Linked DNA regions of Homo sapiens: region 2 is linked to region 1. A link is a contact called in ENCODE Hi-C data. All regions are on one chromosome and are shown on one strand. The core of a region is the stretch at or near the end of the contact, and the rest is flanking DNA. Distances in the headings are between cores, read along the strand shown. Region 1 holds the start of JPX (JPX transcript, XIST activator). Region 2 holds the start of MAGEE1 (MAGE family member E1).

The links. Hi-C counts contacts between places; a loop is a spot of excess contacts on that map. Pooled maps may share reads with other maps.
Region 2: a loop to region 1 is called in a map of CD4-positive, alpha-beta T cell, with 7 times the contacts of the local background. The contact joins the promoter of MAGEE1 here to the promoter of JPX in region 1. A Hi-C loop is called at or near these places in 2 of 168 maps with a recorded cell type or tissue (CD4-positive, alpha-beta T cell and naive thymus-derived CD4-positive, alpha-beta T cell) and 6 of 50 pooled maps.

The regions. Positions count from the first base shown.
Region 1 is chrX:73,942,004-73,946,758 of GRCh38, forward strand. It overlaps JPX (JPX transcript, XIST activator), which reads left to right and starts at 2,321. Exons shown (of 5, transcript NR_024582.1): 1 at 2,321-2,462; 2 at 2,581-2,659. RefSeq lists an enhancer at 2,346-2,445.
Region 2 is chrX:76,425,659-76,429,879 of GRCh38, forward strand. It overlaps MAGEE1 (MAGE family member E1), which reads left to right and starts at 2,052. Exons shown (of 1, transcript NM_020932.3): 1 at 2,052-4,221. The coding sequence starts at 2,273. RefSeq lists enhancers at 2,100-2,309, 2,780-2,909.

The DNA.
Region 1 (4,755 bases), core at 1,071-3,570:
GCTGGAGTGCAGTGGCGCTATCTCGGCTCACTGCAACCTCCGCCTCCTGGATTCAAGTGATTATCTCGCCTCAGCCTCTCGAGTAGCTGGGATTGCAGGTGCCCACCGCCACATCCAGCTAATTTTTGTATTGCTGTAATTGTTGGCCAGTCTGGTCTCAAACTCCTGATCTCAGGTGATCCGCCCACCTCGGCCTCCCAAAGTGCTGGGATTACAGGCATGAGCCACCGTGCCCGGCAGGTTTCACTCATTTTTATCCCCCTTTCTACTTACCATTAAATTACTACAGAGGGATGTTTTGTACCTGCCCCAAAATAAATGCATGGTGTGCTACTGCCAAAAGAAAATATGACAGAATTTACAGTCATATTTGCCTCCTCTGCAACATTCAGACTTGATCCTTCTTTTACCCTACATTGTCTATCTGATTCCCTACTCTTTTAGTACTAGTTCTTTCTTAGGAGCTCAACAGTTCCTTTTGCAATTGGTTTTTGGTGCCTGTCCTACAAATTTCCAAGATGTGCTCAAATATGCCTAAACCCTAGGAGATGAAACAGTTTAAGCTTAGAGACCTCTCCACCTCTATTACTGACCTTTGAACACGTAACTGGTTTTATGTGGTGTTTTTGGTGTTTTACTCCAAAATGTCCATATGTCAATGCCCAGATGTTTTATACAACTGTGTATCATTACCTTCCTTTTGAGGGTGACGATATCAAAATAAAGACAGAAAAGTAATGATGCAAATGAATAGAATAAGAGGTGTTCTATGTGGGGGTCTCGTAGAAAACCAGAGACAACATTAGTGCATAGAGAGAAACTATAGCTTTGGAAAGGGATTAGGACCTCTAAAGTGTCTTTTCCTTACCGGTGAAGCACAAGCCTTCCCCCAGAAACCTGCACCACTCACACATAATGCTTCACAAACAAGTTTTGGCCTCGGTTTTTTCATACTTTTGGGGCTGGTATCCAGCTAGTGTATTTTCCCTCATGGAGCGGGAACAACAGAGATAAAGGTTTTGATAAATATAGAGGCCTCTTAGAAGTGTCAGGACTGAATCTAAAAGAGCTGAATCTAAAAGAAGAGGGAGGCTGGGTGCGGTGGCTCACGCCTATAATACCAGCACTTTGGGAGGCTGAGGCGGGTGGATCACTTGAGGTCAGGAGTGCAAGACCAGCCTGGCCATGATGGTGAGACCCCCGTCTCTAGTAAAAATTAGCTGGACATGGTGGCAGATGCCTGTAATCCCAGCTACTTAGGAGGCTGAGGCTGGAGAATCGCTTGAACCCAGGAGGCGGAGGTAGCACCGAGCCAAGATCGCGCCACTGCACTCCAGCCTGGGCGACAGAGCAAGACTCCGTCTCAAAAAAATAAAACAAAAATAAATAAAAGAAGAGGGAAGATGGAAGGACTTTTAGGCTCAAGAGCAGCATCTCAACTCTTTTTTTTTTTTTTTTTTTTTGAGACGGAGTCTGGCACGGTCGCCCAGGCTGGAATGCAGCAGCACGATCTCAGCTCACTGCAACCTCCGCCTCCCGGGTTCAAGCGATTCTCCCACCTCAGCCTCCCAAGTAGCTGGGATTACACTGAGATTACAGGCAAGCGCCACCACACCTGGCTACCAACTCTTTTATGAAGACTCTTTTGTTTACAGAATTAAAGGAAGCACCTTGTTCTGAATCCAGTTTTGCCATTGACGGACTCACTGTATGACTAGGCCAAAACCCTCTGGTTTCTGTTTTCCCATTAGTTGGTTGAAGTACATACACCCTCATCTATCGGAACACGGGGCTTAGTAAAGTGAAAAGAAGTAGGTTCTAGCTCATTCTAGCACTTTTGGAAAATTGGGTCACCTCTTTGGGCCTTAATTTCGTCATCTATAAAACAGGAAAAAATCAGTCCTCAGCTTACCTGATGTTGCAATGACTTAGTGAGATAACAGAAGTGAATGGCAGCTTTGTCTATCATACTTGTGAGGTAAAGTTAATGAGAGTGAGAGATCTGGAAATAGGGAAGAAAGAAAGGAGTCGAGGCAAAGCTAAAAGAAATTTGGGTTGGGAAAGGAAAAAAGAAATGAAGAGAAAGAAAAAGGAAAAGGGAATTTCAAAAGAGATAAAGGCTGTGAGAGGAAGTGCAACAGGTCAGGAAACTGGGGGAGGGTCCACGGCAACGGCTGCGGCACGGCAACGGCTGCGGCACGGCAACGGCTGGGGCACGGCAACGGCTGGTGCATGTTGCCGGCGGAGGCATTTAGGTAGTGCACGACGGCTGGGCGCCGGGCCTGTTTGGCTGTGACGCCCACCCCCGGCTTTCATCCGCCTATGCCCTAGGGCTAGTGGAAGACTTAAGATGGCGGCGTTTGCACGGAGTGCAATCACTGCGTCCTTACGGGGGTTGCAAGGCGTCCGAAGTATGAGTCCACTAACAAAAGTCCAGAAACTCGCCAGTTAATAGTATTGTGGTGAGTGATGAGCCTCACGTTGGCTAGAGAAGTGGCCGTTAGCGAGGCTACACACTTTGGGATCGCGTGGCCTGAGTCGGGGGAGTAACCGGCCTGTATTCCATTTTTCTCTCTCCAGTCTCTTCAAAATATCGGAGAATAATTTCTTTCTCGCTGATCGCCTAACTTCTACTGACGAAGCTTGGAAGTTGCAGAAGGTAGCTCCTAGGAGGGATATATGGGTCGTTCTTTCCTTTTTCCTTATTTAAATGGGTTTTTATTGACACCATGTCGCGCCAAAATGGATTCCATCTCCTCAGAGCTTTCCTAGGAACAGCCTAACCTCTTGGGCCTAACTTTATTTTTTTTTTGTTCTGCCTTTCATGTCCAGACTTATTAGTTTTAATTAATTTGTTTGTAACGTATTCATTATGCACTAGATTAAACAATTTTTTTCTGTGCCCACTATACCCCAAATGTGGAGTTTTGGGCAAAAACTTAACATTTGTTCTTGAAGCATCTCAGAGGTGTGTGTGTGTGTGTGTAATCTTTGGGGGACTTACATTGCCAGGTTGATTACTCACTAAGAAAAGAGCTAGATTTCCTGTTTTCAAATCTGTTGGCGAAATTAAGTTTATGTTAAGCATAGCATGTTTACTATATATATGGGGAAGACAGTTAAGAGTGACATCTAATATGTTGTTAAATGCTTATGTGATTAAAGTAAATTTCATGCATTACCGCGGAGTATGAATTGCTGCAACCTTTTAGAAAAGAATCTGGCAATATTTAGGGAAATAAAAAATACAGATATCACTTGAACAAAAACTGGAATTCAAAAGTCTGACTTTTAAGAATCTATCCTACAGAAATAAAAGTACCAGTATATAATGACGCATGAACAAGGATACTTTTGTACTATTTTGTTCTTGTGACAACTGGAAACAACCTGTGTATCCATCAATAGGAGAATGTTTGAGTAAATTTTGGTACATAAATATTATGAAATATTTTGACTTTTGACCTAGAGAATCTTATGATGGATGGTTATGTGAGAAAAGTAAGTTGCAGAATAGTCTAGTATGAGTCCTTTTTTTTTTTTGATGGGGTGATGAAGGAATGCAAGATTAACTTCTTTATCTTTTGGAGGAGACGTTAAATATATTATGAAATACTTAAGACATATACAGATATACAAGGAATAATACAATGAACCTCTCTTCTCACCACCCAACGTAAAAAAAAAATCAAACATTAACGTGACAGTTGAAGTTCTCTGTGTACCCATCCCTGATTGCATCTCTCTCTTCTCTCATCCCCAGAGGTAACCATTATTTTAAACTTAGTGATTTTTACCATGCATTTCTTAAACTTCTGTGACATAGCAACTTCTAGCATGGATTATTTTTTGTAAATATTGAAGATGAATTTTTAAAAAAAGTCAATGAAAGAAGAAAGCAAGTGTCTATCTGACTTTTTTTTTTTTTTTTTTTTTGAGATGAAGTCTTGCTTGTTGCCCCGGCTAGAGCGTAGTGGCGCAATCTTGGCTCACTGCAACCTTCACCACCCCAGTTCAAGCGATTCTCCTGCCTCAGCCTCCCGAGTAGCTGGGATTGCAGGCGCCTGCCACTGTGCCCGGCTAATTTTAATTTAATTTTAATTTATTTTATATATATATAGAGAGAGAGAGAGGGAGAGAGACAGACAGACATGGAGTCTTGCTCTGTCACCCAGGCAGGAGTGTAGTGGCTCGATCTCGGTTCACTGTAACTTCCGCCTCCTGGGTTCAAGCGATTCTCATGCCTCAGCATCCAGAGTAGCCGAGATTACAGGCACACCTTGCCACGCCTGGCTAATTTTTGTATTTTTAGTAGAGACGGGTTTCCCTATATTGGCCAGGCTGGTCTCCAACCCCTGACCTCTGGTAATCTGCCTGCCTCGGCCTCCCAAAGTATTGGGATTACAGGCGTGAGCCACTGTGCCCAGCCTTATCTGACTATTACTGTAACAGTGGCCAATCAAAATTCCTTCTTTTCTTTTTTTTTTTCCTTGAGCCTAGAAATTTCTTAATTGAGGGGAGAATCTAGCAAGCAGTTGAGTCAAAGGGTGTAGATTATACTACAGTGGTAAAGAAAGTAAGCAGCTGGCAGTGAAAGCAATCTCAAGCAAATAATGAATGTTCCATGAACAAGATGCCTGAATTGAAAAACAGAACAAAACCAACTAACCAAACAAAAAACAATCCGTGGATCCTAACTCAAATCCAAGGTGATTTGAGCCTGCACTTGTAATTAGACAAAATCTATGAACTTCA
Region 2 (4,221 bases), core at 802-3,301, 2.5 Mb after region 1:
GTTATACTAGAACAAATTATATAATAAAAGTTATTTTAGCTAAATATTTGCACATATATCTTATTATTTCTTTAGAATATATTTCTAGAGGTAAAAATTTTTAGTTTATAGGTTTGAACAACTTCAGGGTCTTTAAAAATCACTGTACCCTAGGTTAGGAATATCTGTTGCTAAAGCTTAGAAATATCTTAGGTTTTTTTGTGCCTCCCATTCTGAATAGGCCCCAGGCATAAAAACTGCATTGGACTTCACAGAACCGAAACTGGTTATTCATATAAGGGATTGCTTCTCCAATTGGAGACAGAGATGGTGACACATTGTGACTGTAGCCAGTTATTTTCCCTTTCCTAAAGACGTATTAAAAAAAAGTATTGGAACCAACCCAAATGCCCATCAATGACAGACTGGATAAAGAAAACATGGCACATATACACCATGGAATACTATGCAATAAAAAAGGATGAGTTCATGTCCTTTGCAGGGGCATGGATGAAGCTGGAAACCATCATTCTCAGAAAATTAACACAAGAACAGGAAACCAAACACCACACGTTCTCACTCATAAGTGGGAATTGAACAATTACAACACATGGACACAGGGAGGGGAACATCACACACCAGGGCCTGTCAAGAGGTGGGGAGATAGGGGAGGGATAGCATTAGGAGAAATACCTAATGTAGATGATGGGTTGATGGGTGCAGCAAACCACCATGGCACGTGTATACCTAGGTAACAAATCTGCACATTCTGCACATGTACCCCAAAACTTAAAGTATAAAAAAAAAGAAAAAAAGACAAAAGTATACTCCCAGATTTTTGAGAAGATATAAAGAAAGACAACATATAATAAATGTTTGCAGCAAGATATAAACATATCAATAAAGGGTCAATAGTGGTAAGCTGAATTGTAGTGGTTGTGTGAGTGTCAGAAAGTTAGTGTTTTCCCTCTATCTCTCTTCCTCTCTCTCTCTCCCCTACTTCTAAAAACAGCCTGCCCGTCCTCTTCAGTGTTTTCTTTCTTACTCACTGCTGCCGTGCTACTCTCAGTTGGAATGATTTTCTCATCCTTGTCCTTTTGGTAAATATCTACCCACTCATCTTTTTAAACATCTCCTCTTTTATGAAGCCTTTTCTGCATCTACAGGTAGAACTGACCCTGCCATCCCCTGCATTCTTTACAAACTTCTAGAAAATTTAGCTTTACTTTTTCTCTGACTCCCATTTTTACATCGGGTGCTCCTTGATGACAAAGAGATTAACTGTAACTTCGGGATAGATGACCAGTGTTTGTTGAGTGAATGAATAAAGGGATCAGGGTTGGATCTGCTCAAAAGTGCTAGAGTAATAGAGCAAAACAGAGCAGGTAACACATCCCTTAACACTCGGTATCTCAACTGACTTTCACAAAAGCTCTATTAAATGAGCAGGTGATTGTGGAGTGAAAGAATTAAACAAATTTTCAAGAGTTTTAGTGGCTTTCCCACTAAAGCCTGGGTGACTGGGAAAGTTTGGGCTGGGAATGTTGGGCTTTTCAAGCGTGTTCGAAGCTCCCTAATTGGTACTAAATTTCAGGCATTCAGACCCTCTAGGAAAGAGTTCTTTCTAGCTCACAACATTAGGGGAGGAGTTAGACACATAAATGGAGAAAGTGATAGAAGAGACATGGTCAGGGATGGGGGTTCTACCCTTCCAGAGACAATGCACATTTTCTTTGAAACAGCTTCGGGAAAACTGCAAATCTCAATGATATTTACCAATTTTGAGAATCTATTAAGTGCCTGGCACTCTGTGTAGAAGCCCTCCAATCGTACCCTAAATCTGAGAAGTATTTATTATTATTTCCATTTTTACTCCCTAATGCATCTACTCTAAGCTCCTTGCTTCACCCTACCAAAGTTTCCCTTCTGCTAGTGCTCTCCTTTGGTGCAGAACCACCGCATCCACTTTCTCAGGCCCAGGGGAGGGGCGGGGCGGGGCGATTTCGCCTTGCCGCAGAGCCAGTCTGCGCCTGCGCGGACTGCGGCAGAGGGCGGGGTGTGAGAAGCAGAGTACAGTGAGACTAGCATTCACTGCTGGCCAGTGCCTGCCTTTTTCACCACCTCTAATTTCAGCTTCAGCAGTTGCTTGGAACTTTGGTTCTGGCAGCAGCAGCAACATCATTACCGCTAGCGGCAGTTTTGTGCCGAGGCACCTACACACCTCCCGTCCTCTCTGCCAGATCGCGGGCCTGTCGGTGTCTGCTCCTACACGCCAACGCCGGTGGGCAGGACCATGTCTCTGGTAAGCCAGAATTCGCGCCGCCGCCGCCGCCGCGTTGCAAAGGCTACTGCGCACAACAGCAGCTGGGGCGAAATGCAGGCCCCTAATGCCCCCGGTCTCCCCGCTGATGTGCCAGGCTCAGACGTCCCCCAGGGTCCCAGCGATTCCCAGATCCTCCAGGGCCTCTGCGCCTCTGAGGGCCCAAGCACCTCCGTTCTGCCCACCTCCGCTGAGGGCCCAAGCACCTTTGTGCCGCCCACCATCTCTGAGGCCTCAAGCGCCTCCGGGCAGCCCACCATCTCTGAGGGACCTGGCACCTCCGTGCTGCCCACCCCCAGTGAGGGCCTAAGCACCTCCGGGCCTCCCACCATCTCTAAGGGGCTGTGCACCTCTGTGACGCTTGCCGCCTCTGAGGGCCGGAACACCTCCAGGCCGCCCACTTCCTCTGAGGAACCTAGCACCTCCGTGCCGCCCACCGCCTCTGAGGTACCGAGCACCTCCCTGCCGCCCACCCCTGGTGAGGGAACGAGCACCTCCGTGCCGCCCACAGCCTATGAGGGACCAAGCACCTCCGTGGTGCCCACCCCTGATGAGGGACCAAGCACCTCCGTGCTGCCTACACCTGGTGAGGGACCAGGCACCTCCGTGCCGCTCGCCGCCACTGAGGGCCTGAGCACCTCCGTGCAGGCCACTCCTGATGAGGGACCGAGCACCTCCGTGCCGCCCACCGCCACTGAGGGCCTAAGCACCCCCGTGCCACCCACCCGTGATGAGGGACCGAGCACCTCCGTGCCGGCCACTCCTGGTGAGGGACCGAGCACCTCCGTGCTGCCCGCCGCCTCTGACGGACAAAGCATCTCCTTGGTGCCCACCCGCGGTAAGGGATCAAGCACCTCCGTGCCCCCCACCGCCACCGAGGGCCTGAGCACCTCCGTGCAGCCCACTGCTGGTGAGGGATCGAGCACCTCCGTGCCGCCCACCCCTGGTGGGGGACTGAGCACCTCCGTGCCGCCCACCGCCACTGAGGAGTTGAGCACCTCCGTGCCGCCCACTCCCGGTGAGGGACCAAGCACTTCCGTACTGCCAATCCCCGGTGAGGGACTGAGCACCTCTGTGCCGCCCACCGCCTCTGATGGATCGGACACCTCCGTGCCGCCCACTCCTGGTGAGGGCGCAAGCACCTTAGTGCAGCCCACCGCCCCTGACGGACCGGGAAGCTCCGTGCTGCCTAACCCTGGTGAGGGCCCGAGCACATTGTTTAGCTCTAGTGCTTCTGTGGACCGGAACCCCTCCAAGTGTTCCCTTGTTTTGCCAAGCCCTAGGGTAACCAAGGCCTCCGTGGACTCAGATTCTGAGGGTCCTAAGGGTGCAGAAGGCCCTATAGAATTCGAGGTCCTGAGAGACTGTGAGAGCCCCAACTCCATTAGTATTATGGGCCTCAATACTTCCCGGGTTGCAATTACCCTGAAGCCCCAAGACCCTATGGAACAGAACGTAGCTGAGCTGTTGCAGTTCCTGCTGGTGAAGGATCAGAGCAAGTACCCTATCCGGGAGTCTGAAATGCGGGAATATATTGTTAAAGAATATCGCAACCAGTTTCCTGAGATACTCAGGCGAGCAGCAGCCCACCTGGAGTGCATTTTTAGGTTTGAATTGAGAGAACTTGACCCTGAGGCACACACCTACATTCTGTTAAACAAACTGGGACCTGTGCCCTTTGAAGGGTTAGAAGAGAGCCCAAATGGGCCAAAGATGGGCCTCCTGATGATGATTCTAGGCCAAATATTCCTGAATGGCAACCAAGCCAAGGAGGCTGAGATTTGGGAAATGCTCTGGAGGATGGGGGTGCAGCGGGAAAGGAGGCTTTCCATTTTTGGGAACCCAAAGAGACTTCTGTCTGTGGAGTTTGTATGGCAGCGTTACTTAGACTACAGGCCAGTAACTGACTGTAAACCAGTGGA